Linked DNA regions of Homo sapiens: region 1 is linked to region 2. Evidence: read pairs that join two places in POLR2A ChIA-PET (ENCODE). Cell type or tissue: A673. All regions are shown on one strand. Links, peaks and the distances in the headings refer to the core of each region. The heading gives the core; the rest is flanking DNA. Region 1 holds the start of LOC102723445 (a long non-coding RNA gene). Region 2 overlaps EPB41L2 (erythrocyte membrane protein band 4.1 like 2).

Region 1 (16,072 bases), core at 4,982-12,981, 78 kb before region 2:
CGCCCGCCACCACGCCCGGCTAATTTTTTGTATTTTTTAGTAGAGACGGGGTTTCACTATGTTAGCCAAGATGGTCTCGATCTCCTGACCTCATGATCCGCCCGCCTCGGCCTCCCAAAGTGCTGGGATTACAGTTGTGACCCACCGCGCCTGGCCGAATTTATCTATTTAATTGATTTTCAATATTAACTGGTTCTGTCAATAACCAAACATCCTATAGGGATTTTTAAGATTTTTAAGCCTCTATGTCAGTTTGCCGATTATCTCTAACCTTAACTCATTCTCAGCACCATTTAGCAGTTATTAAATAGAGTTTGTTTCCCACATCAGTACATTGAACTGTCCTACTGCTGTCACAGGGGACCGCAGCTATGGTCAAGATCAGTAGGAACTGTCAGTGACCTCCTTTGGGGAACAGTCCCTGACCCCACCCTTCTACTTGGGTTAGGTACTCCACCTGAGGGCTTTAATACTCCTTGTGCCCGCTCTGACCATCCCTTTTGCCACATTTTTCTGTTTCATACATTAGACTTTACGCCACTAGAAGGCAAAGACTATGTTTTAAAGTCTTCGTATTCCCAAATGCATAGAGATTTCTCAATGAATAGACATTCAATGAATGAATAAAACTTTTATAAGCATCCAGATCCATTAAGTACTCAGATTTGTCAAAAAATAAAGCAGCACTCCCAGATAAATTTCAAAAAAAAAAAAAAAAAGAAAGAAAGAGAAACAATATCACGGGTAATCTTAATGTCCTACAGTTTTGTTGGCAAACAGCCTGTTGCGTGGCAAGAGTGGCGCCATCTTGAAGCAAAACCTCCATGAAGAGCAATGTCTGGCTCCTGCATGCAAAGGTGTTCTGCAGCAAGGTTTTTAAACCAAGCATCTAGCATAGACAACCCCTCATAAAGATGCTTATCTGACCTCCCCAGTGGTCATAAGTTTGAGATGGGACCAACTGCCCAAGTCTTAGAATACTTTCTGGAGGGTGGATGCGAGGATGTGTAATCTCATGGCCTCTGGAGAGTCACTTTGGTTCATAAGACCCTGTTAAATATTTCTTTCTGAAAAACTGGATTTGTCAGTCACTTTCTTCAGCCTCTCAGCTCCCACAACCCTTCAGGATAGGTTTGCATATACCTGCTCACGCCTGAACAAGCTTCTCCAGCTTAAGGCTAAAAATTAGCCAACATTAACTTTAACATCTAAATGTTTTTTCTTTTTTAAAAATTTTTTAATTTCTATTTTTTTCTTTTTTTCCCTGCAAAGCCAACTGCAAGTATAACATTAACATCTAAATCTTAATAGCTAAATGAACCTACCAACTCATGCCAAGACGCCAGTCCTTTGTGAAATTCCTCCAAAATACTTTTGGGTTTCCAAGTGGTGTCTGGCAAAACTAATCTAATGAATCATTCTAAGCTACCACCTGTTCCCAGCCCTTGCTTCACTGAGTTCCATTTGTCCAATCTTGACTCCGGAAAGTCCTCTGCCCTCGCGCACATCAGCTGCCTGCTAATTCACCTGGCCACAGTGGATTCTCCCAGTCTTCATGGTGACATCTCTTGCAAATGAAAAGAACAAGGTCAGCTGGGCACAGTGGCTCACGCTTGTAATCCCAGCACTTTGGAAGGCCGAAGCGGGTGGACAACCTGAGGTCAGGAGTTTGATACCAGCCTGACCAACATGGCAAAACCCTGTCTCTACTAACAATACAAAATTAGCCAGGCGTGGCGGCACATGCCTGTAATTCCAGCTACTCAGGAGGCTGGAGCAGAGAATCGCTCGAACTCAGGAGGCAGAGGTTGCAGAGGTGCAGTGAGCCAAGATTGTGCCTGGGCAACAAGAGTGAAACTCCATCTCAAAAAAAGAGAAAAGAACAACTTCTCCCTACACATTACACTCTGCTAAGAGTAGAGCAGGTTGAGCTGCATCACAGAAGATTTTTGGGACCTATAAGAATTACAGAATTCCTTGAGATACAGCAAGTTTCTTTACAGACACTGCCCCATTTCCCCCAGAGGGCAAGGTACAATGATTGCTGAAATAATTGGATGGGAAGTGTTCAGGTTCAGATTGCCACACTGTTCCTGAAACATGACCCATTTCTGACTTTCAGGAACTACTACTAAATTGACTCATTCACCCTGCCCGACTCCTTTCTTTATGGTGAGTTCTCTCTTCAGGTCCCTCATTTCTCTTCTGTGATACGGTCCTGACCTAGTGAATTTCTACCAAAACAATTGACTCTGTTTTAATTCTTGCCCTAGGATGTTCCTTGGTCCCCATAGAAACTAAAGTTGCAAATGGTTACAAAAAAGGATGACATCATGCAGTTCTACAAGACACGGCCAAATATCAGTACAAAGCTAACTGGGACCCTTGGTGACCCAAGGTAACTCGGGGTGACATTTCATTTTGCTGGAAGAAGAATATGTGTTTAACATGTAAGCTTTTCAATTAATGTTTGAGTATAATATTTTTAAGAAAGCACTACACCTATTTAATAATAGACTTATTTCAGTAGTCAGACACAGTTGAAGGGCCTGATAATATTTAATAACAGAATGCAACATTTTAAATTATTTTAAATATTTCTAACTACAAATCTAAAATTTTATGTAAGTAACATGTTGTTTTATGATATTTTTAAATTCAGAAAAACTTATGGAATAAAATGTAAAATTATCTATAATTGTATCTTTTTAGACATAGATATACATACACATATAAACACATACTCCTGCAGCATATATTTTATAAAAATGAAATCATGTCACATTATGGCATCATAAGCTACTTTTGTCTTTTACAAGATATTGTGACTAATTTCTCATGTCATTAAGCATTCTTCTATATTTTATATTATTCTTTCAATCATGCATTTTTTTTTTTTTTTGACAGAGTCTTGCTCTGTCACCCAGGCTAGAGTGCAGTGGCATGATCTTGGCTCACTGCAACTTCCGCCTCTCGGGTTCAAGCAATTCTCCTGCCTCAGCCTCCCTGGTAGCTGGGACTACAGTCACCTGACACCACACCTGGCTAATTTTTGTATTTTTAGTAGAGACCAAATTTCACCATGTTGGCTAGGCTGGTCCCGAACTCCTGACCTCAAGTGATCCACCCACCTCGGCCTCCCAAAGTGCTGGGATTACAGGCGTGAGCCACCGCACCCAGCTCAATCATGCATATTATATCCTTATATAAATATATCATAATGTATTTGACCAATTGCCAATGTCATTGTTCAACCTCATTTAAATTCATCTCAGTTTTTCTGTGTTAAAAATAATTCTATGATAAGTACATTTTTCTGTAATTAGTTTAAATTTTTTAATTATTTCCTTTTTTTTTTTTTTTTGAGATGGAGTTTCACTCTTTTTGCCCAGGTTGGAGTGCAATGGCATGATCTCAGCTCACTGCAACCTCCATCTCCTGGGTTCAAATGAGTCTCCTGCCTCAGCTTCCTGAGTAGCTGGGATTACAGGCACACGCCACCACGCCTGGCTAATTTTGTATTCTTAGTAGAGATGGGGTTTCGCCATGTTAGCCAGGCTGATCTCAAACTTCTGACCTCAGGGGATCCGCCTGCCTTGGCCTCCCAAAGCTCTGGGATTTACAGATGTGAGCCACCACACCCAGCCTTAAATTATTTATTTAAAATAAATTCCCAGAAGGAGGTGTGATAGGTAATAGATTCTAAATTATTACAAGCCTTTTGAAATGTGTTGCCAAATTATCCACCAAAAACTTCATGCAAATCTATATGCTTATAAGCAGTTCATGAAAGTTTATTATCCATCCCACTAACCCTCATTTTCTATTTACAATGTTCAAATGGCTGTTATTTTACCTCTTATTTCTTTTATTATTAATAAATCTGCATATTATTTCATGTGTTTCGTAACCACTTGCACACCTCTCTTTATAAAAAGCTTCTGCTTATTTTTCTTCTAAATCGTTTACCTTTTTCTACTACTTTATAAAATCCATTATTTTATTATATTTTTAACTTTTATTTTAGGTTCAGGGGTACATGTGCAGGTTTTTATATAGGTAAACGCATGTCACGGGAGCTTGGTGTACATATAATTTTGCCACCTTGATAGGAGGCTAGTTACTTTTTCCGATCCTCTCCCTGCGTCCACCCTCCACACTCAAATAGTCCCCAGTGTCTGTTGTTTCCTTCTTTGTGTCCACTTGTTCTCATTATTTAGCTCCCACTTACAAGTGAGAACATGCAGTATTTGGTTTTCTGTTCCTGTGTTAGTTTGCTAAGGATAATGGCCTCCAGCTCCATCCATATTCCTGCAAAGGACATGATTTCATTCTTTATTATGGTTGCATAGTATTCCATGGTGTATAGGTACTATATTTTCTTTATGCAGTCTACTGTTGATGGGCATTTAGGGTGATTCTATGTCTTTGCTATTGTGAATAGTGCTGCAATGAATATATATGTGTGCATGTCTTTCTGGTAGAATGAAAATCGATTACTTTAAATACTTTGTCATATATACTGAAAACATTTCCCCTAGTTTGTTATTTGTATTTTAATTCGTATATAGAAGTTTATAATGTGCAGAATTTGAAAATTTGTATGTAGTCTTATGTATTAATTTTCCTTAGTGGTTTTATTTCTTTGCTCTAATGATTTAAATGTTTTCCTTTCATTCCCTTTCATTTAAATGTTTCCTTTCCTCTATGGATTGTTTATAGTGGCTTCTACTTCTTTACTTCTGAACTTATTTGGTTGTATCTTATGAGATAGGGACTTTTTCTCTAAAGAAATCAAATGTCCAAGTGCCATCATGACATACAACCTATGGTCAAGGACTTCAAGGTCTGGGACCAGATGCAGTGGCTTAGGCATGTAATCCCAGCACTTTGGGAGGCCAAGGTGGGCAGATGACTTGAGGTCAGGAGTTAGAGACCAGCCTGGCCAACATCTCTACTAAAAATACAAAAAAATTAACCGGTCATGGTAGCATATGCCTGTAATCCCAGCTACTCAGGAGGCTAAGGCAGGAAAATCGCTTGCATCCAGGAGGCAGAGGTTACAGTGAGCCGAGATCGCGCCACTGCACTCCAGCCTGGGAGACAGAGCCAGACTCTGTCTCAAAAAAACAAAAAAAAAACAAAGCAAAATGAAACAAAAGAACTTCCAGGTCTATTTTCCCCACAAATCTACCTGCCCTGTCTCTTTTTCTCAGGTCATACTTTTCATCAGTCAATCTCACAAACTAAACTATGCTCATGTACTAAGTCCCAGTGAATTATTTTGGCAAAAATAATGGCAGGAAAACACTCTGTACACCTGATATGCAGGCAGCCACTTAGCCATTAAATTACTCCGATTTCTCTTTGTTCAAACCTCAGTTCTGGTCCTTGTAACCACACCATGAGCAGGGAAGGCTAATGGAGCAGCAGAGGGAGACAAGACGCATGAATATGGAGTTCCCTAGGATTCAGGTAGTGTGGCCCATTCACGCCACGAGCATTTAATTCTAAGTATATTAATGTATGCTGCTTCTTTCCCCTGCTTCTCCATGAGGGCAGGGATTTTATAGTCTCCATCCAAAGTCTAGTATGCAGGAGTTTCTAAATAAATGTTTATTGAGTTAGTTATTTAATGAACTTTCTAGAGATTGAACCTAATCTTAAAGAGTCAACTCTAATGGAAGCCAAGGATGGAGATTTTGGAGGTTTGAAGGCCTTTTGGCTGTTGTTTTTGCCTGCTCATAAATCTAATAATACCTGTGGACATTTACTTCTAGCATCATAAACTTGTTACATTTGTGGATATCGACTCAACATTTGCATCGCTAATTCATTCCTCAAGCATTACCCATGAAATGAAGGAATATTGTAATTAGTAATTCTTGGTACCCTGCCTATTTTCAATAAAAGGAAAAAGAAAAAAGTAAGCAAGAAAGAAAAGACAGCCAGCATATTCAATTACAGTATTGTCACATGTAAATAATCTGAGCAACCAAAAATAAGCCATAAATGTGTTTACCAAGATAAATTATTATAAATGATCTCAAGCCTCAAATTTGTCCAGAAATATAACTTATTTATTAAAGTGACTACTTATTTAATAACACAATGCCAATTGGAGAGAGGACACCTTCATGGCAGACAGAACATTTTTCTAAAATCATGTCATGTAGAAAATTATCCTAATGCCACATAGCCTCCAAGTCCACTGCCAGACAAGCTATCACAGAGATCATGGAAATGAAAGACTTCAAGACCAAATTAAACTGTTCACATCAACAGTTTATTAAATCAACTTAAAACACATAGCGAGAAAAGGGGGAAACAAGCAGCATACATTAATATACTTAGGATTGGATGTTCGTGGCATGAATGGGCCACACTACCTGAATCCTGAGGAACTCCATATTCATCCATCTTGTCTCCCTCTGCTGCTTCATTAGCCTTCCCTGCTGGTGGTGTGGTTACAAGGACCAGAATTCAGGTTTGAACAAAGGGTTCCATATATTTAAGGCTGCCTAAGCCACTTGCTGTATTGGAAGGATGCAAGGACAAGTACATCTGGCCACAGGGGCCTCATATATATGCAATGACTCATGATTATTAGGCATTTCTTTATCATTCCATCCCTTTTAACATGCATCTACATTTAACATATACATACATACTTTACTTACTAACCAGTTATCTATGTGTAACACATCTTAGTTCATTAATTTCAGTTTTCTTCTATAACAGATCTTAATGTTCTCAAACAATATAACATGTGCATGTTACAAATCTCTAACACAATTCCCTGACTGCTTAATCGGCTGTTGTTGTACCAAACTTTTATAACTCATCTTGAATTTCAACTTGGCATGAAAATCCTCCAGAAAGTTTGGCCTCAACTTTTGGTGTTCATTTATTTTTCCTAATAGTGACCAGCTCTGATTCTGGTTATTTCCAAAGTAACAGTAAAAGGAAAATGTTGTTTACCTATCTAGATTTTCCTCTCACTCCTAAGATCTGTACGTTTCCCACCCACTTAGATCCTTATTAAAAACTCCTTTACTTGAAATGCACCTTTTTATTCATCCTTGCTCTTCTTAATTCAAAAGAAAGAAGGAAAGAAGAAAGAAAGAGAGAGAGGGAGGGAGGGAGGGAAGGAGGGAGGGAGGGAAAGAAGAAAGGAAGGAAGGAACTAAAGAAGGAAGGAAGGAAGGAAGGAAGGAAGGAAGGAAGGAAGGAAGGAAGGAAGAAAGGAAGTCAGTTAGTTTATTAAGGTCTCAGCCTGGGCCTATTATTAGGTGGAACAAGTGTTCTCATTCACCTTCCTTTTCCCTCATTTGAGTTTTCTGTAGCCAATTCTGCCACAAAAATTTTGAATTTCCACAGTAGGCAACCACGAGAAAGCACTGCCTCCCTGTTCTCCCTCAGGACTTTTGCTGAATATATCACAGGCAGAGTGACCAGCTGTCCTGGTTTGCCCAGGACTGTTCAGTTTTAGCACTGAACGTCCCATATCCCAGGAAACCCCTCAGTTAGAGAGCCAGGAAGGGCTTGGAAGGGGAGGTAGTATTTAAGACCAGATTTGAAAATGAGTGGATTAAGGGCACAATACATTCCAGGGTTGTGAAGACAGGACTGTGCAGGTAGATGCTAAAGAGAGTGGGTCTACCAGTTTGGCTGGTTTGAGTGACGGAGGACTGGGAGACAAGGCTGGAAAATTTGGTTGGGACCAGATTATGGAAAGTCTTAAATGCCAGGCTAGGCAAATGGGACTTTATTACATCAGAATTGGAATTTGTTCAAGAACTCTGACCTTGGAACTGACATGATGAAGGATAACTCTGGAAAGACACATCTTTCAGGTCTGTGCAGGATTTATTGGAGGGGACAGAGAATCAAAGCCCCAAGCCCAGTTAGTTCACTGCCATACTACAATAATCCAAGTATAAGGGACAGAAATCTAAACAACAGTGTTGGCCTAGAAATGAAATAAAAGTGATAGAGTTAAGAGTTTGCAAGACAATAGTAAGTGAAACTCAGCAATTGATAATGTGGAGAAAGAGAAAGAGTTGGCTGATGCCAGAACATTAGAAGCAGAGTGAATTGGGTATTCCCAGAGAAGCCCAGAACAAAGAGGATGAGGAGTGGAAGAATGGAGAGAGGGGTGAGAGCGGAGTGAGCAGGATGGCGGACAGTGTGTGCTGAGGAGTGGGATCCTTCCCTGGATCTCACATACCTTCAATAAAGTCAATAATTAAGTTCACCACTCTTAGTTGTGAATGATTTTGTTCTGGAAACCAAGGAGATGGCTGAGAAACACAGAGCACACGAGGACCCCCTGTGCCTAGAGGCTGAAAGAGTCCTGTGATTATAAACCCCTAAGAATTGGCAGAAATCTTAGGGAGGGGCTAGACTTTCACATGCCATCAGAATTTGAGTCCCTTTAACTAGATCTTCAGAGGTGGGAGTGACATTGAGCTAAATTCTATTTAAATCCTAAAAAGGAACCAGTAAAGAGAGACAGAAAAGGAAAAACACTGGCTGGGCGCGGTGGCTCATGCCTATAATCCCAGCACTTTGGGAGGCCGAGGCGGGTGGATCATTCAAAGTCGGGAGTTCGAGACCAGCCTAACCAACATGGTGAAACCCCATCTCTACTAAAAACTCCACCAGGCATGGTGGCACGCACCTGTAGTCCTGGCTGCTTGAGAGGCTGAGGCAGGAGAATTGCTTGAACCCAGGAAGTAGAGGTTGTAGTGAGCTGAGATCGCACCACTATACACCAGCCTGGGTGATGAAGTGAGATTCTGTCAAAAAAAAAACCAAAAAAACCAAAACTGAATAATGGGGGTGAGAGCTATAGAGTCTGTTCAAATGAAGGCAGTGATCTCACACAGGATGGAAGCAAGTTAAGGAAAGATGGGTCCTGGTAAGTATTTGGATGGGTCGTGATTAAGGGAACTACTTTCTAAAGATGTCAATTTGCTTGATGGAAATAAGTGAAGTCATTTGCTGGGAGGAGAGGAAGACACTGAGGAAGGACTCTTGGCAATTTGGAAGTTATAGGTGTACAAGTGATCATTGAAACTATGGATGTGGATGAGGTCACCGAGAGAGGGTATATAAAGTTAGAAAATTAGAGGGCTGCAGACGGAAGACCTTCACTATCTTTGCGATTAGAATCTGAATTTTTTTTTTTTACATTTTGTCAGCTGCCTGAATTATTACATACTTAATGCATTTCTTCTTTTCTGGCCAAGAATAAGAAATAAACACTGTTGAGGACATTTACATCCAGAACATTGATTCTTTTTCTTCAGTTAAAATAAAAGAGATCATTTACTTATTACGAGGTATACTCTAGCTTGTATTATTTACTCAGAAGATAATGATGTCTTATATTGTGGATTTTGAGATAATCTCTATTTTTATACACTGAAGTAGTTAGTGTTCCTGACCACATTTTGAGCAAATGCCAGATTGGCAGATTAGGCTTAACAGCTCTAATTAGGCTTCCTGAATTTGATTAGTGCTAGGGATTAGTTTCTTCTTTGATAGTTTATTTCACAAGATTTCTTAGTTTGAAACTGTGTTTTGCTGACTATTTTTGGTATCATATACATCATATAAACCATCATTATACATTCCAATAGACCATTCTTCATTGATGATTTGTTGTTGTTATTCCCTGGTAAGATTTTCTGAATACTAAAAGGAAAATATTAAGAGCGATATCAAATTTCACTTTCTGGGTCATCAGGGCTCTATATTACTATTTGTTGGTTTCATTATCTTCCTAACGTGCCGGAAATTATTGATGCAGTTTATGTTCAAACTTCTCATTGTTCATTCTAAAATGTGTGTTACAATTGTTTTTTCAGGAAGATATTAACATAGATTATAGTAATAGGATATTAATATCTGGGCTAGCAGATTTTACATCTTATTCAACTTAGTCATCTCATTGCTTATTTGGCATAAGTATTCCTCGTTTTTTAGTTGTGCAATTGATATTTAAAACAGGCATCATACAAGCCTTAACTGGCAATGCTAATCTTATTTGCATTCCAATTAGAGTATAATTGACAATTACACTATGAGGTTTTCTTTGAATATTGTAAGAATTAGAAGATACAAGAAGTGGAAAAAGTAGTAAAACTTTAAGAGTACTAGAGAGAAATAGAATCAGAGTGGGAGGAAATTTGAGTCTATTTTCCCTTACACAGTAAAATATTTCCTTACAGATGGTCATCTATTTGAATACATGGTCCAACTAAAAGCTCTTTGTCTAAATATTGTGTGGTTTCAAACGGCAAATATCTTCATTGTCTATTGATTGATCTAGTAATATAGTGAAAGACAAAATAATTATAGCCAACCAAACTGCAAAAATTCCTTTACTATAAAGTATTAGCTACAAGGCAGGCATGGTGGCTCATGCCTGTAATCCTAGCACTTTGAGGGGCAAAGGCAAGTGGATCCCTTGAGCCCAGGGGTTCAAGACCAGCCTGGGCAACATGACAAATCCCATCTCTACAAAAAGTGCAAAAATTAGCCAGGCGTGGTGGTGTGCACCTGTAGTCCCAGCTACTTAGGAGGCCGAGGTGGGAGAATCTCCTGAGCCCAGGGAGGTGGAGGCTGCAGTGAACTATGGTTGAGCCACGGCACTCCAGCCCAAGTGACAGAGTAAGACTCTATTTCAAAAAAAAAAAAAAGAAAGAAAATATTAATTACCCAAGGTCCTCTGATTTTTTTCATTCTTTTATCACTTCAGAGTAACAGTAAATTTTATAGACATAATTTATATATATATAAACCATATATAATACTATGCCACTTTTAATTAATATCTTTCAAATATCTCTCTCAAATAGGTATTTTATATATATAATAATTTGTATTATATTATAATGCCTTATTGTGTTAATATGCAATCATTTGTTTAACCAGTCCCCAAATCTTGAGCATTTCCAGTAGAATCCACTTACAAATATCCTTGGATTTTTTTCTCTTTCATTTGTATCATTTTCTTGATCCATATACCAAAAGTAAATTTATCAAATTAAGAGGAATGTTCCATTTTATGGGGTTTTGGGGGTTTTTTGTTTGTTTATTTTTGTTGGTTTTTTTTTTGCGTAGGTAAAATATGGTAGTCATATGATGACAATCTATACAGCAATTACAGAGGATGGACTGATCTACATTAACTAACATGCACAGATCTCAAAAACATCATTAAGCAAAGCAAACAAATTGCTAAACAATTCAATATACCATTTGCATTAAACACACTATTTCCAATGAGTTCATATATGTATGTAAAAATATTAAAGTCTAAATGGAAGTATAACAAACATAACAGCCATTAAGAGGGGAAGGGACAGGAATGGGGAGTGGTTGGTAGCTGAATGACAGTATCTTTATAACAACCTAGTTTCTCAAAAGGATAATGAATTCATGCATTGCTTGGGTAATTAGAATGGATTTAACTTTTAAAACAAAAAAGCTGGCTGGGCACGGTGGCTCATGCCTATAATCCCAGCACTTTGGGAGGCCAAGGTGGGTGGATCATGAGGTCCAGAGATCGAGACCATCCTGGCCAACATGGTGAAAACCCGTCTCTACTAAAAATACAAAAATTTGCCTGGCATGGTGGCACATGCCTGTAATCCCAGCTACTCAGGAGGCTGAGGCAGGAGAATTGTTGAACCCAGGAGGTGGAGGTTGTAGTGAACCGAGATCACGCCACTGCTCTCCAGCCTGGCGACAGAGTGAGACTCTGTCTCAAAAAAAAAAAAAGCAAAAAAGCCATATACAGATTTGAATAAAAGAGTGATGGTGTTCATGAATGAGTGAAGGCTGAGCTCATCGCACCAGGCTTTGCTGCCTCTGCATGACCCTTGTAGCTAATGAGGTTAGTTCCTAAAAGGAATCTCACACGTGTTAGGCTGGGATGTGGCCCAGCATACCTCTCCCCTATTTCCTCACAACCCAGATTGGTGCTCAGCCACCCGGTTACCATACATGATTGAAGCTACAGGCTTCCTCAGGCGCTCCACTTACCAAGTAGACCTCATCAGGGCCCTGAAACTTTTATTTTTTTACTTTATTTTATTTTATTGTATTTTTTAAGAATAATAAGTAGCATAAAAAGCATCTGCTTCCCCAAAGCCCTTACTACACTGGGTTTATTATTTACTTGATGTTTTCTAAATCATCAGCAGTGCTGACATTTTTCTATTGGTCAAATATTTATCAAATGCCTAATAAATTCCCAAAAACTCACTGTGTCTTGTAAATAGGCATCATTTGTTCAAGGGGCAGCATGGCGAAGTGGTTAAGGGTATCACTTTGAAAGCCGGATTTCTATCTGTGAAAAGCTTTAGAGGCAGGCCTCCCATACTATTACAGTTTCCTGTAAAATTAAGTATGAGCTCTTCAGCTGTGGATCTGAGGCCTGCCACAATTCATTTCTACACACTTTTTTTTTCTCATTGATAATTATTCTCTAACATCTTTCAAATGGATCAAATTAATAATTTTTTGTTCCCTAACTATCTTTGAAAACGATGTCCAACAACTATATTGTAGTGTATGATACTCACTTCACCTAAAATGCCTTCTGTATCACCTGAAGGAAAAGTTTCAGTCTTTCCTTTTATGACCATCTCATATATCCCCTTCATCTGATCTTTCCAACCAAATAAGGATACTTTCTACTCTGAAAACTTCCTCTGCTTTATTTTTACCTCTTTTGGGGTGATTAAAATATTTTAGCTTTCATTATAAATAATTCTCTTACGAGATAGTTAACACTTTAAGGGAGTCTAACACTTTGCTTAGCACATAGGACAGATTTGATTTTTTTTCCAAAATAAATGATGAATTGACTGATCCATGTTCACACACCGAGGCCTCATTTCATCTGTGCTAAAAATGTGAAGTAGCAAATCCAGGAAATTTCCAGATAATTAAAAAAATTAATTGATTTTCTAGCAATTTCCTGACCAAAGCCTTGAAGAAACTACACTTCTTTTTTTTTTTCTTTTTTCTTTTTTTTTTTTTTGAGACACAGTCTGGCTCTGTTGCCCAGGCTGGAGTGCAGTGGCACAATTTTGGCTCACTGCAACCTTTGCCTCCTGGGTTCAAGGGATTCTCGTGTCTCGGCCTCCAGAGTAGCTGGGACTACAAGTGTGTGCACCACACCTAGCTAATTTTTTATAGTTTTAGTAGAGACAGAGTTTTGCCATGTTGGCCAGGCTGGTCTCGAACTCCTGATCTCAGGTGATCCACCCGTCTCGGCCTCCCAAAGTGCTGGGATTACAGGTGTAAGCCACCATTCCCAGCCTTCTCTTTTTTCTTAATCAATATTTGCCTCATTTTCTCTGTGGAAATGTGACTTTCATAGATCCCAGGGTTGAATCTCAAAGTGTTTGCCCCCAAGACCTTGATGTAATCGGACAAAAGGAAGAAACGCATCATTGGCTTCATTCCACTGTCTGGAGGGCTTAGCACTTTATATCCCTCAACCCTGGCCTCTGGTGTACTCTCCACAATTACTGGGCTCTTGTTTGTTGACCCCTCTCCAATGTATTTGACTTATTTTGGATTGATTGCGTCCCCCCTGCAACCCCTTCATTCCATTTTTTCTCCTCTTCTAATTTGGAAGTGATATTCTCTATGTTGATTGTTTTAAAGGAGTTATCCTAAATAATTAACAGGCATACTTAAAAAAATCTAAAGTTAATGTCTTTACCTTCTCCCCAAATAACACAAGGACCTTCAAAAATTTTAACTTCGACTACTGCCCTGAATTATATGCTGTTATAATCTCTCTTCTCTCTGACAATTGTTAAAAATCATCTCTTTATCTTTGGAGCTTTATAGTTTTAGCAATCTAAGCATGAATTTATTTTACTTATTCTGCTTGAAAACATTGGGCTTCCTGATTCTGAAAACTGGTATCTCTCAAAAGTTTAGAAAAAGCACCCATTTGCTATTTTATTATTGTCTATTTCCCCATAATCTTTTTCTTTCCTTCTTCCAGAACTCTAATTATGTTACGAAGTCTGACTTTGTCCTCAATTCCCTTTAGACTCTCTATACAATAGTTCCCCCTTCTCTGTGGTTTCACTTTCCATGTTCAGTTACTCACAGAACAGTACAATATATCTTAATATTTTGAAAGAGGCGAGGTGTGATGGCTCACACCTGTAATCCCAGCACTTTGGGAGGTTGAGGCAGGCGCATCACTTGAGGTAAGGAGTTCAAGACCAGCCTGGCCAACATAGTGAAATCTTTTCTCTACCAAAAACACAAAAATTAGCTGGGTGTGGTGGCATATGCCTATAATCCCAGCTACTTGGGAGGCTGAGGCATGAGAATCACTTGAACCCTAGAGGCAGAAGTTGCAGTGAGCCCAGATTGTGCCACTGCACTCCAGCCTGGGCAACAGAGTGAGATTCTGTCTCAAAAACCAAGAAAAAAAAGATATTTTGAAAGAGAGGGAAAGACCACATTCACATAATTTTTATTATAGTATATTGTTACAATTGTTCTGTTTTATTTTTAGTTATTGGTGTTAATCTCTTACTGTGCCCAATTTATAAATTAAACTTTATCATAGGTACATATGTATAGGAAAAAACAGTCTTATATATGTAAGATTTAGTACTATTTGCAGTTTCAGGCTTCCACTGGGGGGTCTTAGAACATATTCCCCTCAGATAAAGGGGGACTACTGTATTTTCCAACTCTTTGTTTCTCTGAGCGTAATTTTAAACAAGCCCATTAAATGTTTCCTCCAGTTCACTAATCCTTTCTTCAGCTTTGTCTAATATGCTATTTCTCCAGCTTTTGAATTTTGAACTTCAGGTATTATATTTTTCATTCCTAGGCCATCCATTTGGTTCTTTTTCAAATCTACTTGAATTTTTTCTAGTCTATTGTTCCTGTTTGCAGGTTTTTACTTCTTTAAACATACTAACCACATTATTTTCTAGTCTATATTTGATCATTCTAATATCTGAAATCTTTGCATATTTTATTATAATAACCTTTCTGGCTTTCTTTCTGGTTCATACTTACATTACCTTTATTTCTTATATGTTTTGTGTTTTTTTTTTTTCATTGTGAGCTTGTATTCGATCTTTATCTGAGGAAATTCTTTGAAGCCTGGTTTGAAGTTGCATTCCTCCAAAAAGAATATCGTTTTATTTGTGTCACCAGGGGGCACTATTAACCTGGAACAACTTAAATTCCTTACTTGGCGTTTCATACTACATTGGTAGGGTTGCCAAATAGAATACAGGGCATCCAGTTATGTTTACATTTCAAATAAACAAGAAATTATTTTTTGTGCAATATTTGGGACATACTTATACTAAAAAGTATTCATTGTTTATCTGAATTCAAGTTTAACTACGGATGCTCTATTTTTATTTGCTAAATTTTGCAGCGCTATGCATCACTAGCTTGAATCTGGCTTTAGACCCACATAAGCACTTGGTTGAGTTTATGAATTCTCAGAGAATTTTTTTTCCTCTTCTCCCAGGGCAAAAGTTGAGAGAGGCAAGTTTTCAATGTCTTCTTCTTTAGATAGACATATTTCTTGCTCACTTGTATACTGAGAGTGTTGCCATTAGAAACTTAGCTCTATGCAGGGATCACCTATTAGATTCCTCACCATAGGCCGATCTGTTATCCTCTGCATACCATTTCTCAAAATGTAAATTCAAGGTCCCTTAGGTTGACCCTTAGGGTGAAAACGTGCCTCAGAAATCATTTACCTTTCAGGAGTCTTTTCTTTTCTTTTTTTCTTTGTTGTTGTTTCCATAGATTCCTTACAGTTTTGCCTGCTATATAAAAGCATTTAACATATTATTTATATAGTATATTCAGTACTTGGAGGTTTTTTCAGGCGGCCAGTAGGAGAGAAGGTATTGGGAGTGGGGCCATTCAGAGTATCTCAAATGCTATTCCATCAGAACTAGATATCCTTCAATCCATTCCTGCTGAATCTGCCTTCTGGTATTCTTGGTGTCTCCTTGAAGTTACAGTGTTCCACAACAGTACGTGG
Region 2 (16,072 bases), core at 4,986-12,985:
AGGGTCAGGCAAAGACCCCTGACTCCATGTTTGTGGCCATGCTGGCCATGGTTTCCTGTGCCTCCCGTTGTAAGATCAGCTGGACCACCAACTGGCAATTAAGGGCTGCACAGCCTGTAGTTGCCTTTCTCAATTAATTAAAAAACAAAAAGGGAGAAACGTTGGAGGTCGAAAGAATGAGGGTTATGATCAACTCAGTATACCACTGGAGGCTATATGAGTAAGCAACAAAATGTTTCTCATAAATGTAGAATGTTGGCAAACTGACAAACTGTGTATGCCACCCAGAAGGAATGCTGAAGGCAGTCACGCCCCAAGTGCAGTGTTTCTTGTGATTAGGTACATCTGAAGCCTGTTAGTAACAATATGAACCTGCGATCAGTTAAGCAGCTGACCAGTTGCTACCTCCTCCTCCCTGTTCTTGTTACCCAATAAATACGAAGGGCTGTGGAGCTCAGGGGGGCTGCCTTTGCTGACTAGAAGCAGGGAGCTTTTCTTCCCCTGGCCTTTCCTTTAAAACAGTTTCTTTTTTTTTTTTTTTTTTTTTTTTTATCATTTCCATGTTCGTCCCTTCGTCCCGTCTCCTAATGAGGGTCTCAAGTAGTAACAGTAGTAACTGTTGTAGTGATGGTCTCAAGTAGTAACCGTGACAGTCTGCCACAACTACTTTCACTAGTTTTGGTTTTATTTTCTGGTGTTTTGTCTCTAAATAACATGATTTTCTTGTTTCTTGATTTTTTTTTTAAAGTTTCAGAATATTTTTATGTTTTATTATTTGTTAAAATTTACTTGCTGGGCACGGTGATTCATGCCTGTAATCCCAGCACTTTGGGAGGCCGAGGCGGGCAGATCACCTGAGGTCAGGAGTTTGAGACCAGCCTAGCCAACATGGTGAAACCCCATCTCTACTAAAAATACAAAATTAGCCAGGCGTGGTGGTGCATGCCTGTAATCCCAGCTGCTCAGGAGGCGGAGACAAGGAGAATCGCTTGAACCCAGGAGGTGGAAGTTTCAGTGAGCCAAGATCGCACCATAGCACTCCAGCCTGGGCAACAAGAGCGAAACTCCTCAAAAAAAAAAATTTATATTTTTGTGTGTAGATAGTTGTTCAAATTGATGTTTCTGTAGGGGGTGAGGTTAGCAGGGCGAGTGGGGCAGAGAAGCACTAGAAAAGCCTATTCTGCCACCTTGCTGAGGTCTGCTTACTCCTGTTTCTTGATTTTTACATTTTAAATGTAATACCTGTTTGACTTTCTACCTCTAGTTAGCTTCCTTACTAACTCCCTCTTCCCATTTTCTCCTCTCTTCCAATTTCCAACTTATATATACAAAAGCTAAGTCATGTAAAGTGCTTTGATTACATGTACTTTCTTTTACAACTTTATGTTTTATCCTGAAGTTATCCTGATCCTTATCCTTTTCCTTATTCGTTTTCTTTGCACCCATCCTTGGTTCAGCTTTAAACTATGTTAGAAACTGTGAAATTCTTGCCAGTAGGATCAAACATGATATAATCTTTTGGTTCCGTTTTCTTTTTTTGTTAAAGCTATCCTTCCTGGCTGGGCCCTCCATCATCCTGGACTGGTTTTATTTCTAGAATTGCTATATAACTGTGTGCAGGGAATTCCTTCGCCTCTTTTTCTGGGCTCTATATTTCTATCTTGGTTCATTGACAAAAAGTTAGGAGTTTATCCATGAACTTGTAACCAGAACTGTTTTTGGATCTTGGCCATTAAAATCAACATCAGTGGCTGGGTGCAGTGGCTCATGCCTGTAATCTTAGCACTTCGGGAGGCTGAGGCAGTTGGATTGCCTGAGGTCAGGAGTTTGAGACCAGCCTGGCCAACATGGCAAAACCCCATCTGTACTAAAAATATAAAAATCAGCTGGGTGTGGTGGTGGGCGCCTGTAGTCCCAGCTACTTGGCAGGCTGAGGCAGGAGAATTGCTTGAACCCAGGAGGTGGAGGTTGCAGTGAGCCGAGATCATGCCACTGCACTCCAGCCTGGGTGACAGAGTAAGACTCCGTCTCAAAAAAAAAAAGAAAAAAAAAATCAACACAGCACAGGCTACATCCTAATTTCCTTAATGAAGACTTCTAGTATTTGCCCAAAAAAGTGTAAATGGCAGGTGAGTTTCTTGAGGCTTGCATGTCTTAAAATGTCTTTCTCCACTCTCAGTTTGGTTGCTCTTATAGTTTGGTTGTATATAGAATTCTGTTAGTGATTACCTTCCCTTCAAATTTTGAAGGCATCTTTTGAAGCCATTTGAAGGATGCTCTTTCTCTCACCTCAGTCCTCAAAGATATCTGGAACCTCCAATTCTTCAGGCTCTCAGGGCTTTTCCAACAATCAACTTGTTTCTCGTAGGCCCCCCACCAAAACAGTAACAGTTTTCTGCTTCCTCTGCTCTGCTAAGTCAGTTACTTTGTACATCTGCTTTCCATCTTCTAAAATTTTGTTGACATATCTGCTGGCCTGACCCCTCCCATTGTTGCTGTTGTGTGTGTGTGTGTGTGTGTTTTTTTTTTTTTTGCTTTACTTTTGTGAATTTGTTCCTTGTAAGAAAACTTTTCTCACTTCATTTTAGTGTGGTTGTGGGAGGAAACAGAAATTAGCTCATGTTAAATATATTGGATTTTGGAATTTAAATTGATTAAAAACAAAATTCCACAAGATTGCCACGGTACTCACATTTGGTAAGGACTGCAGCCATAATAAAATTATACTTGTTTCCCCATGCCAGCTGCTGGGTTGAACTTCATTTATATAGAGGGAGGTAGAAAAGTCAGGTGATTGAGTGAACATCTAGGGTGCCTGGGAGTGGATGACTGATATGTTATTGGTCAAGAAGCTACTTCCTAGGAAAAGTTCAGTAAATGTATTATATTTTTTTCCTGTGGTCTTTCAAGGAGTTCATTATAAACTCTTAGAAATATTATATACTTGAACTAGACTTAACAATACATACTCACCAAATTTGTTTTTGTTATGTATCAGAGGTGACAGCATTAGTTTAGATTTATTGAGTATCTTGGTTTGTCTGTCTTTAGACAGACATATTGTTGTCACACATATACTTGAATATTCTTTGGACCAGGCACGATGGCTCATGCCTGTAATCCCAGCACTTTGGGAGGCCAAGGCGGACAGATCATTTAAGCTCAGGAATTCAAGACCAGCCTGGGCAACATGGGGAAACCCCATCTCTATTAAATAAATAAAAGAATATTGTTTGAATATGATTTGGGGATTAGAGTAAGTTTTGAACATATGCAGGTTCTGTTAAATATTGTAAGGGTGAAAATTTCATTACTAGGTGGGACATAATTAGGGATTTACATTAATGTGAAGGTATGGATGTTAGGGATTTTCGAGTGTGGGTTTTAGGGATGGTAAAACAAAAAGGAAGGTTCTGAATATTGTAGTGAGTCAGTAGTGACTGTGAGGTCTGAGGAAATGACAGGATGATCTAATGCCTGTTATGTGATCAGTGTTAGTTAAGTTGGTTGCCCAGTGGGTTTTAGAGATTTAGACATTCAAATCTATTATGCATTAATATAGAAGATGTTGCAGGGAATAAATAAGGAAAGTATTTCCCCAGAGTATGTTGGTATACTAAATGATTTGAGTCTTTCATTTTTTTTTGGAGACAGAGTCTCGCTCTGTTGCCCAGGCTGGGGTGCAATGGCGCAATCTTGGCTCACTGCAACCTCTGCCTCCCGGGTTCAAGCGATTTTCCTGCCTTAGCCTCCTGAGTAGCTGAGATTACAGGTGCCCGCCACCACGCCCAGCTAATTTTTGTGTTTTTAGTAGAGATGGGGTTTTGCCATGTTGGCCAGGCTGGTCTCAAACTCCTGACCTCAGGTGATCTGCCCTCCTTGACCTCCCAAAGTGCTGGGATTACAGGTGTGAGCCACCGCACCCGGTCCCCATTTGATTTTTAAAACAATTTTGTACCACGGGTCTGACAAGTAAGAAGAGCGAAGAGTTTAAACTTAACCAAAGTCCTGGAGCAGTTACTAATGGAGCTTCAGGCACAGCCAAGGTCTCTTGTGTCCAGAGTTGTTCCCTCTATACTGTGCACTTTTGCCAGTTGAAGTTTTCTTGGAAAACTCAGGAAGTCTGCCAAGTTTTGTAGCTAAAGAGATGTCCTGTAGCTTTTATATATTTGTGTCTTGAGCCCTGAAGGTAGACAGAGCTCAGTCTTCCAAAAATAGTTCAATAAATGTGTCAACATTTTGAAATACTACTGAAAAAACAAGTAAAAGTCCTATGGGATTATTGGAAAATGATGCCAAATGCCTCCACAAGTATTTGAAAAGCAAATGTGGCAGTGGTTATACGCTAGACAATGGTTCATATTCAGCCTTCGCTTTTGGGGACCATTTTTATTATGATAATCTTTTACTGTTTCCCAGTACTCTGTTTAGTTGCTTCTAGACTCTGGTAGAAAAGCTACTAAGTGTCTACACTCTGGTAGAAAAGCTACTAAATGAACATCTTCTTTGGAAAATTTTCTTTAATCCACTTCTCTTAAAGAGAAAAAGGAAAACTTTTTTTCCTTAATAAAGTGGGTGAAAGTTGTGTATGGGAAAGGTCAGAATGTCAAGTACTGAGTTGGGTCTGTCCACTGCAAAGAAATCAAATTTATCCATGAACTTGTAACTAGAACTGTTTCTGGATCTTGGCCATTGAAATCAACATCAGTAAAGCCTACATCTTAATTTCCTTAATGCCAAGATTGTCTGTTTTAAATTATACACATATGGGAATGTGAATACATTCGTCTTCCCCCACCTCCCTCTGCCCGAAAACAGGAGGAAAATAAAGGTACGTTGAAGATATTCTAAACTTTTGCAGCTCTGCAATGAAGAGCTGTGGATGTGGGCTGCATATGTGGTGCAGATGTGGCTCCTACCAATTGAGGTCATTTTACCTTCATCTTCAGTGCTGCAAGCTTAAATCGAAAGAGGGTAGATTCTAGAATAGTCTATAGATCTATGATTTATGTGTTACTTGCTCTGTGTAGAACACATAATAGCAGTGAAGGATAATGTGGCATTTTTTTAAGGACTTTTTTTTTTCTGGTTAGGTTTTTTAAAGCCATGTTTGGTTAGGTTTTTTTAAAGCCATGTAGTATCTGATTATCGAAGTGTTTTTGGAAGAAAGAATGTACCATTATCAGTTACAGAAAAGTGTTCTTCTTTTTTAAACTTTTTACTATGGAAAATTTTCAATATATTCAGAAGTAGAGAATAGTAGTATAATGAACCTCGCGTATCCTCGCCTGGCTTCAACAGTTACCAGTCACATGACCAGTCTTGTTTCATCTGTATTTCCCTTTGACTCCCTGACCCACTCTCATCTTTATTTTGAAGCAAACTCCAGACATCATATAATTTTATTTGTGAATAAGTGAGATTCCCCTGCTCCCCTTTTCTTGGCATGTACTTCTTGGTCTCCCAAATAAAGCTCATATTTATTACGGATTTTGTGGAATAACAGAAAATAGATCATTTGTGACATACTGTTGTGATGTTTTTGGAATAAATATCTGAATATTGTTTTAGTCAGTAAAAGCAGTTTCACCTAAATGTAGCATTGTGGACATAGAGAATGCTTTAACCAGTGCTAAAAACAAGGAACATAAAACAAAAAATACAACAAAAACCCCAACAATTTCTAAACCAAATCTGAACTGATATTCAAATTCTAGTATGTTCTCAAGGTAATGTTAAAGTTGATGTTGTATAATTTTTTTTCCTATGAATCCTGCTTATGTTTATGTTAGATTTTATTGTTTTTAGATTTTTCTTTTCTTTTTTTCTTTTTTTTTTTTTTTTTTTGAGACAGAGTCTTGCTCTGTCGCCCAGGCCTGAGGTACAGTGGCGCGATCTCGGCTCACTGCAACCTCTGCCCCACAGATTCAAGCAGTTCTCTGCCTCAGCCTCCTGAGTAGCTGGGATTACATGTACCCGCCACTATGCCTGGCTTATTTTTGTATTTTTAGTAGAGACAGGGTTTCACCATCTTGGCCAGGCTGATTTTGAACTCCTGACCTCGTGATCCACCTGCCTTGGCCTCCCAAGTGCTGGGATTACAGGCATGAGCCACCGCGCCCAGCCGATTTTTCTTTTTTCTTTTCTTCCTCCCACCCTGCCTTCTTTCTTCCCTTCTTTTGCCTAACGTAGTTTAGAGGCAATATGTTGGAACTAGACCAAGCAAAATATTCTTTTTTAGCTGACTGAATTTTAATGGGACTATACAGTTATAAAAATCAAAGCAACCTGTTTGTATATGGTTCTGTCTGGCAGTATCGAGGGGAAGGTACATGCCTTAAACATTGATGATACACTAATTTAGAAATCGTTGTGTAAATTGTTGGCATTATAGCTGTAGCTGACAATCACTTAATGGTCGAAGTGCTTTTCCTAAATAACAGGCAGGATTTTTATGTTGGAGATAGTTTATTTTATATATTAATTTGTACTTTCAATTAAGATGTAATTATTTAATATAATTTCCTTGCAAAGACATTGAATTATAAAATATTGATAACAATAAGCACCATGTTTTGAGTACTTAATATATGTCAGACACTGTTCTATAGGCACTTTTATTTTTAAATATTTTTTTTAGAGATGGGGTCTTGCTGTGTTGTCTGGGCCGGAGTACACTGGGTACTCACAGATGTGATCATTGCATACTACAGCCTTGAACTCCTGGGCTCAAGTGATCCTTCTGTCTCAGTTTCCTGAGTACCTGGGACTAGAGGTGTGTGCCACCATGCTGGTTATCTATAAGCACTTTTACATTTATTTATTTATTTAATTCTTGTAGTAACTCTTTGTGGTAGGTACTATTATCCTAAGTATCCTATAAGAAAACTGAGGCACTGCAGTTTGAAGTAACTTGCTCAGGGTCACTCAGCCAATTAATGGTGGAGCAGCGGTTTGAACCCAGGCTGTCTAGTTCCAGAGCCTATAGCCATAACTACTGTCTTATATTATCCCTAAGAATATGTAAACGACGTCAAACCCCGATCCTATTTGCATTCCCCTCCCCACGGGTAACTATCTTGAATCAGAGCCAATACTACACTATTGCATTAGGGTATAATTTAATCATTAGGGGATAGTTTTCATGCAGAAACTAGAAAGCACTGATGAGATTCTACTCATGTTCCTTTACCAGCTTTAGTTATAAAGGGGAAGCGGGAAAATGGAAGCACGTAGAGGATAAGGTGATAACCTCCACCTTACCATCTTCCTTCTTCCCCCTTAAAAAAGAAATGGAATGTTGAGTCTATCTGGAATGTTGACAGGTTAAAAAGGAGCTGTTGAAGCCTGTCGTTCACAGTAGCATCGAAAGGTGAAAATTTGTCTCCACTTGAGTACCTTGAAATGGCAGGTGTGTTATTGGAATATTGGGCTATTGTTGGTCAGTACTGCTGAGTATAGACTTTTGTAGGTGTTTATCCTGAATCTGTAGTGACCGGAATTTCAACAAATGAGGTATTTAATACTGTTTTTTCCCTTTTGTTTCTGAAAGGAGCAGAGGATAGAAAGACAATTGTTCTAGCCTCAAGTCCCAGTACACTCATTAGTTAAGTGTGACGGTGGTCAAGTGATGTTGCTTTGTGTGTCTGTTTTCTCTTAGGTGGTTCAGGTACCCTGAAATAAATCCTAACTTATATGTCTGTTGCTCATTCATCTCTGTGTGTGGAGAAAGTGATTTAAAGTGTCCTTTCTTTAAGAAGGAAAGAGCCAGGGCATAGTGGCTCGTATCTGTAATCCTAGCACTTTGGGAGGCTGAGGCAGGAGGATTGCTTCAGTCAGGAGGTTGAGACTGGCCTGGGCAACATAGTGAAACCATGTCTCTACTAAAAAAAAAAAAAAAAAAAAAATTAGCTTCGGAGACTGAGGCGGGAGGATCCCTTGAACTCCAGAGATGGAGGCTACAGTGAGCTATGATCTTGCCACTGCACTCCAGCCTTGGTGACAGAGTCACACACTATCTCAAAAAAAAAAAAAAAAGAGAGAAAGAAAAATATAGGCGTAGATCTTGGCAAAACATTTGATAAAGTTTTCATGGTATCTTTATATCTTTATAAACAACTTTGGAAAAAATCTCTTGTGGTTTTTGTTACTGAAATTTTAACCTTGGTCATCTCCTATGCAAGATATTTTTGCCAGTGATTTTTAATGGTAACAAACAAGGATTGCTTATCAGATATACAGATTTCACAGAAGTTTATAGGGAAACCGAGTAAGCTGTTCCTAGATTGTCTTATTAGCTACAAAATGGGCTGAAATAAATAACATGAAATTTGTTGGGATGTCATTGAAAGTCTTTGAGTCTCTCCTGACATGTTTTGGCTCTTTGTTCTCCTTTTCCTTCTGTTCTTTGCAGACTTCTTTTCCTCTGACTATCCTTTCAATTTTCCTGTTTCCCAGGGTTCTGTCCTTAGCCTTTGATTCGTAGCCCTAATTTTTATCACCCAAGACTTTACCTATTTTAATCTGTTAACTCATATCTCTCTCCAGGCTAAGTCTTTCTCTTGAGTTCTGCATTTCAGTGACTTAGAAGAATCTCTGCCAGCATCTCATCATTTTTAAATGAATATTTAAATATTAAATATTCATATTAAATGAATATTTAAATATGAAATATTTTGTGTAAAATGTGGGCTGTAATGGATTATTTTGCATTGACTTAGAATATTTAGATACCTCATTTTAAGGGGTACATAGTATGCACTAATAGATATTTGTTCAATAAAGACGAGTGGAAACCATGTCCATGAAGGGTTACTGGGATGTTGAGATGAGGAGAAACTATAGCACCTGAAGAACTAGCCGTAGAAATAACTGAAGGGATAAAACTTACTGGGGGGCAACTTGTTGAGAGCTGGTGTTTGAGCACTGCCTTTCTGATTTTGTTTTTGACAAAATCTGCTGGAAGAAATATATTTTACATCTTGACCCTTTATTCAGTATGGATGTGTGTATATGTATATATATGTATGAATAACAGAAACAAGTTTCACAAATTAGTTCTTAACCTTACTGTGTATTGTGCTCTGAGATTTTCTTTTCTACTTAATAATAATAAAATTCCAGTCAATAGTCCACAAACTTAATTTCACAACTCACCAGTGGACTGTCACTGCAACTTGAAAAATTCTTTTTCCATGGATAAAACTAAGAAATTTGGAGAAGGGAAGTTTTCTGCCTGGTAGCAGAGGAACTTTTTAACAGTTGGAGAAGGCTGATGATGGAATGGGGCTGCCTTGGAATGGAGTGCTTTCCCAAGGCTTGAAGGACCCAGGCAACAGGCTGTTGGAAGGTGGGAGGAAGATTCACTGGGTGGGAGATGGAGCTTTGTGACCACCGGGGTATCTTCCAAGCTAAAGATTTTATGATTCCCATTTTATGACTTGCTGAAATTTTAAGATGATTAAAGTTATTTGAAGATGAAAAAGATTCTGAATTTTGTTTACCACGATTCTACTTTTTTGTCAAAAATGTCTCAATTGTTTTAGAAATTAATTTTTAAATTAAAAAGTTTTAAGAATTTTGTATGCTAACTGTATTTCCATTATTAACTTACTTCCATTTCCATTATTTCAATTTTTTTTTAAACAAAAAAGCATTATTGGCTGGGTGCTGTGGCTCATGCCTGTGATCCCAGCGCTTTGGGAGGCTGATGCCAGAGGATCACTTCGGCCCAGGAGTTTGAGACCAGCCGGGGCAACATGGTGAAACTCCATCTCTACAAAAAATACAAAGTAAACTTAGTTAGGCATGGTGACCAGTGCCTGTGGTCCCAGCTACTTGGGAGGCTAAGGTGGGAGAATCTCCTGAGCTCAGGAGGTCAAGGCTGCAGTGAGTGGTGATTTCACTACTGCACTCCAACCTGGACAGCAGAGTGAGACCCTGTCTCAAAAAAAAAAAAAAAAAAAAGCATTATTTAGAAAGTTTTAAATATATACAAAACTAAACTGAATAGCATATTGATTCCCCGTTCCTTTCCCACCATTCAGCTTTAACATCTGTCAGCTCATGGCTGGCTTTCTTTTATCTGTCTCTCTATTCACTTCACTTCTTACTATATTATTTGGAAGCAATTCCCAGGCATGTCATCATTCCATCTACATATACTTCACTACGTATCTATAAAAGATGAGACTCTTTAGAATACCATTATAATAACTAAATAAATTAACAGCAAATCCTTAATGTCATCACATATTCACTGTGTTCAGATTTCCATTTGTCTTTGTTTCTTTCATAGTCTCTTATTTGAATCAGGATCCAAGTTAGGTACATACATTGCGATTGTGATAGGTCTCTTCAAATCTCTTTAATCTATTGGTTCTGTCCCTTTCTTTCTTTTATATTTCCTTGCAATTTTTGTTGTTGTTGAAGAAATTGGGTTGTCCTATATCCTTCCTGCAATTTCTGTTTTTCTGATTCCATCCCTATGTAGTTTAACCTGTGCCTTCATCCTATGAATTGGTAGTACATGCAGAGGCTTTTCATCATCTTCTGGTTCAGTTTTTTTTGTTGTTGTTAATACTTCATTGGTTTTGTTATTTCTTAAAACCACTCAAAGAGTATACCTAAATACTAAATGTAAGGATGTTTGGATTTATTTATTTATTTATTTATCTTTATTTTTTAAGACAGAGTCTTACTCTGTCACCCAGGCTGGAGTGCAGCGGCGAGATTTTGGCTCACTGCAACCTCTGCATCCCGGGTTCAAGCGATTCTGCTGCCTCAGCCTCCTAAGTAGCTGGAATTACAGGAGTGTGCCACTACACCCAGCTAATTTTTTTGTATTCTTAGTAGAGACAGGGTTTTGCCATGTTTACCAGGCTGGTCTTGAACTCCTGACCTCAAGTAATCTGCCTGCCTCGGCCTCTCAAACTGTTGGGATTACAGGCCTGAGCCACCTTGCCCAGCCTCGGATTTCTTACTTGGTTCTTCATTTTTAAAATCAGCCTAAGCCAAATTCCCCATAAAAACAGATGGAACCACTTAGAAATTTGGGAAGATAATAATCCTCTGCAAACACCACATCCAAATACAGATTACACAAGAATTTCTACTCCAGCTTCATTTCCAAAAAAGAAAGGGAGAAAGCAGCTGTCTTAGTAATTTCCATGTACCACAAACCAGGTTTTCCGTTCAAGTGAGACATTTTACAGTAAAATCAGTCTTGATTTTTCTAGCACAATGATGGAAACTTTTTGGTTTTGCTAGTTAGATTTCTTACCCAGTAAGCAAGTATCCTTAGTGACTCTTTTTTTCCCCCTCTTCTTCCTTGACAGTTAGAAGTAGAAGGATAAAAGTGAGAAGATGTGAAATCAGAAAGCAACCAATTTATGTGGGAAATTAAATAAATGTGTTCTATAGTGATCCTTTGAAGGATTTTGTAATCATTTGTTTTTACTACTTATTGTGGAAATTTTTCTATGTATAAATAAAGAGGGCAGAATAATACCATCCATTTCCTCACCACCTTGTTTTTCCCCTAATGTTTAGTGCATTAAGAGATGGGGATGAAGTCACACTGCTATTCACTGGAATCTTCTTTATTATTTCATTTGTTGTATCAGGCTTGTAGTGTAGGTTTTACATCTTTTTCTTTCTTTTGTTAATGCTAGTAAATCTTTTGCTAGTTTTTATTTTAAGGTCTTTTGGCTGGTACTCATTTTGCTAGGTATTAGATGAAGATTCTATGATGAGGTGAAGATGCTGGGATTAGGGGTCATTCCCTGCATTCTTACTGAGTTTCTTTTTAAAAAAATACTTTTTATAATGGAGGTGTATGCAAACATAGAGTAGAATAATGAATCCCCACGTACCCGCCTTCCAACTAATTACTCCCATATGGCCAGTTTTCATCTGTGGACCTTCCAAACCCATGTTCCCCATTCCATGCTGGATTGTCTTAAAGCACAGTTTATCACTTCATTCACTCTTTTTAAAATAGGTCTGTGATGAGTAAGCATTAAACAAAATGAAAACCACAATACTGTTGTTACATCTAAAAAACTTACTTTCTTAAATTATCAAATATTCAATGTGTGTTCATATTTATCCAGTTGTTTCATAAATGCTTCTATAGTTAAAGTTAGAATCCAGATAAGATCTATATTATGTTTGGTTTATATGTCTCTTGAACACAGTATCTTAATATGTACTTTGTTTCTCTTCTTTTTCTTTCAGTTTATTTGTTGAAACTGTGTTGTTTTTTCTATATTCAATTGATTTGTTGAAACTCTATTGTTTGCTCTATAGAGTTTCCCACATTCTGGAATTTGTTGATTGCATCCCTGCCTGTGGTGCTGTTTAGTATGTTTCTCCCTTCTGAATTTCCTATAAATTGGTAGTAGATCTGGGGCTTACTCAGATTCAAGATTAATTGGGAGTTAGGAGTATAGAATCCTTCCTAGTTATCAGTGTATATTTCTTACTGCTTCCTATCAAGTGATACAATATAGGATTAGTTTTCTTTTTGGCATGAAGATTGATCAGTGAGCTCAGGTGTTTCTAGCTGGACTGATCCATCCATCAGTCTGATGGGAAAAGCTTGATTTCCCATTAAGCTTTTTTGCCTAATGGTTTTTAACAGCCATCGGTGATTATTGCCTAGATACATTATTTCCTTACATTAACTTTTTCCCATATGTTTTTTCCTGAAGTAATTTAAATTATGAAACATCACATTTCAGCCCTAACTTTTTTGTTATGTATTTGTAAAAAACATGGACAGTTTCCCGTTTAACCAGCACACTATTATATCAGTTGACAGTAGTTCTCTAATATTTTCTAATATCTGTGCTATGTTAAAGTCTCTCCAGTCATTCCCGTGATGTCTTGTATAGTGTGTTTGGCAAACTGGGATCCTGCCAAGGATTGCATTTAATTATGGTTATGTCACTTAAGTCACTTACAATCTAAAATAGTTCTTCTCCTTCCTTTTTCATTCCCTTTTCATGACGGTGAACTGTTGGAGAGATGCAAGATGTTACAGGTCTTGGAGAATCTTTGTTTTTCTTGGTTGGCTTAATTGTTTCTATGTGAGGGTATTTAATTCATTCGTCTAAACTCTGTATTTTCTGTAAGTAGAATTTAGATCTAAATTCTTGATTAGATTCAGAACAAACATTTTTGGTAAGGGTATTTTCATAGCCAATTTTGTATGGTTTACATTGCTTCATATCAGGCACCACATAATGCAGTTATCTCACTATTAGTGAAGCTAAGATTGAGTAAGGTGATGACAGATCTCCCTGTTGTAAAATTATAGTTTTCCCTTTGATACTGGCATATAATCTGGGAGGAGTGAGATGTTGGTACCATACAAATAGTTAGTTCCTTGACGTCTTTGACATAATAGTGTTAGTATCCATTGGTGATTTTACCTGAATCAGTTATCTCTTTGGGAATAGCAAAATGGTGATAAAATGGGATTTTTAAAGAATTGTGGTAAAATACACATACCTAAAATTAACCATTTTAGCCTTTTTTATGTGGAGACAGAGTCTCGTTCTGTTGCCCAGGCTGGAGTGCAGTGGCGCAATCCCGGCTCACTGCAACCTCTGCCTTCTGGTTTCAAGCGATTCTCATGCCTCAGCCTCCCAAGCAGCTGGGATTACAGGTGCGCACCTCCACGCCTGACTAATTCATTGTATTTTTAGTAGAGATGGGGTTTCGCCATGTTGGCCAGGCTGGTCTCGAATCCCTGGCCTCAGGTGATCTGCCTGCCTTGGCCACCCAAAGTGCTGGAATTGCAGGTGTGAGCCACTGCACCCGGCCACCATCTTGGCCATTTTTAAGTATATAGTTTAGTAGGGGTAAACCCATTCACATTGTTGTGCAACCAGTCTCTAGAACTCTTGCAACGTTAACACTCTATACCCTAAAATGGAATTTTTAAGTTTTATTATTTCTTCAATTTCATTAGGTTGCAATTTTCTGAGCAAAATAGCTTTCCCTCATTAATGTGGGCTATTTGATTACTGTGAAATACAGCCTTTTATTTGAAATGCAGGATAAATACTTAATTTTCCCCTTTATCAAATTTCAGAATAAGCTCTTGGTATAATAGTTACCTCAAGTTTTTTTTTTTTGGTTGTGTTTCTCTTTTTGAGTATCATTTTTGACTTAAGGATTTTTATATATTCAGTGTTTCAGTCAATTACAGGCATTCTTTTTGATGTTCAGATTGTCCCAACTTTGGCCATCCTCTTCAAACTGGCTCCTGTATCCTTTTGACACAACCTTGTCAGGCCTTGGAAGCAAGGAGTATGTTTATTTAAAGGCAATAATATTTCTTTTGGGGAATAACATCAAATCTCCATTGACCGTGGCACAGAAAGCATTTACATTATAGGAAAGTGCTACAGAGCACGGTGAAACCTTGATACTGAGGCCCTAATTCAGCAAATGGAAAAACAGGGTAAAGTTAGATGATCTCTAAGGCCTCTGGTCTGTGATCTTTTACTACCTATAAAACTGTTTCGCTATTTGGTTATTTTTGGAACAAAATATTTCAAGGGTTTGCGTGTTGTTAAATTTTGTGTTAAACAGCATCTTCATTACTTTCTTCCTATTCTGATAGTTTCCTGGGCCATGGATTAAAGGATTGGAAATTTGGAAATGTAGGAGTTCCCACGTATTTTACAGTTACAAAGTCCATACCCAGAGGAAGTGAGAAGGGGTTTGCGTCCTAACCTTTGCCTTTTATTCCAACATAACATAGCTAAACATTCTGTTGAGAGAAGGTCAACCTTGTAATGCTGGATCAATAAGCTGCTGTCTTGTTTCCTGCAGACAGCTTTATTTCCTCTGGTTTGGGTAAACAGATGAGGTTTCATCGAGAGTTTAAATGTATAACTGAATTTGTGAAGAACCGTTTTCTAATGGAATAACATAATACTTATATCATGTTTCTAAGCCTCTGGGAAGTCACTGTCTGACACTTAAAAAAAAATGTTGGTTTTGTAAATTGACTTTTCTTTTCTTAATGTAGAGTTTAATGTGGAAAATGGTCACTCTTTTCAGTTTTGTAAGTTTTTTCCCCAGAATAAATGTGGCTCAGTTTTATCCTTATGCTCCCAGTAGTCACTATCATGACTCTTTTGTTAGGCATTAAATACGAATTGCCAGTTTGAAATACTTTGAACACTTACTGAATGTTGGGCAGCAGTACAAATAATACAGCTGCATACCATATTAATAAAAACAAAATGCTGTGCCTTGAAAAACCATTTCTTCTCTAAGAATGAAAGAAGTATTATGGAATTCTGTGTTTATTTACCAGTGACTTACATTTTGGAGTAAATAAAAGGTTATACTGTATTTTAGTTAAAAGTATTCCTTTTCAGTGTTAGGAGGCATGGTTGATTTGTGAAATAACTTTACAAGATTATTTTTATAACTATAAGTAGACCATTACTTATTTTTAAAGAACCAGCATTTAAAAAATGTGTGAAATTGCTTTAACTGTGAATACTGTTATATCTAGTAAATAAAGTTATTCTATGAATTTTCCAGATGGTGATAGCAACTAGAATAATTTGATTCATCATTTCTGTCTCATTCATGATATTAATGAATTGTGAATAAGTACAATTAAAATCTGCACTGGATTGTCCCATATAAGACTCTACAGGCTTGGTGTTTCTTAAATGAGAAATATCAGTATATATTTTTAGAGAAGTAGTTATTTTCTGCATCACTGTATGAAGGATTTAAGGCATTGAATAGGGAATAACTATGATAAATTGCTTAAAATTTTATTATATTGCTTAAATTGCTTATATTTCTTTTTTATTTTGAAGGTACCTGGCCTTCAAAACAAATCAAGCTGAAATACATTAAAAATAAAAAGAAATATAAAAATGAAGATCCACATACGTGTTTATTGATACTGTTTATGTGTATTTTTGTATGTATATACACAAGAAACATTTTTAAAGGACATAATGCTTGATAAATCTCTCTTTTCTGAAATGTCTACTGTAAATTTTTGCAGATTTTTTCCACCTTGAATATA

What was found. ChIA-PET counts read pairs that join two places held together with the same protein. Peaks named below come from ENCODE experiments on the same cell type or tissue, not always from the same donor. Only the 100,000 strongest peaks of a DNase experiment are listed, where the experiment ranks them.
Region 1: POLR2A ChIA-PET joins it to region 2 with 8 read pairs; 3 of 35 experiments call an interaction of 5 or more read pairs at or near these places.

The regions. Positions count from the first base shown.
Region 1 is chr6:131,116,115-131,132,186 of GRCh38, reverse strand. It overlaps LOC102723445 (a long non-coding RNA gene), which reads left to right and starts at 1,826. Exons shown (of 4, transcript XR_428022.3): 1 at 1,826-2,172; 2 at 2,274-2,450. It also overlaps a transcript of AKAP7 not described here. In A673, for the core only: no CTCF peak of the experiment used is centred there; DNase peaks (open chromatin) are centred at 6,526, 7,336, 9,466, 9,956 and 2 weaker places; H3K4me3 peaks cover 1,126 bases; H3K27ac peaks cover 5,768 bases.
Region 2 is chr6:131,037,914-131,053,985 of GRCh38, reverse strand. The region is part of intron 1 of EPB41L2 (erythrocyte membrane protein band 4.1 like 2); the gene reads left to right. Among named protein-coding and RNA genes, the nearest start is that of EPB41L2, 17 kb to the left of the region's middle. In A673, for the core only: no CTCF peak of the experiment used is centred there; no DNase peak of the experiment used is centred there.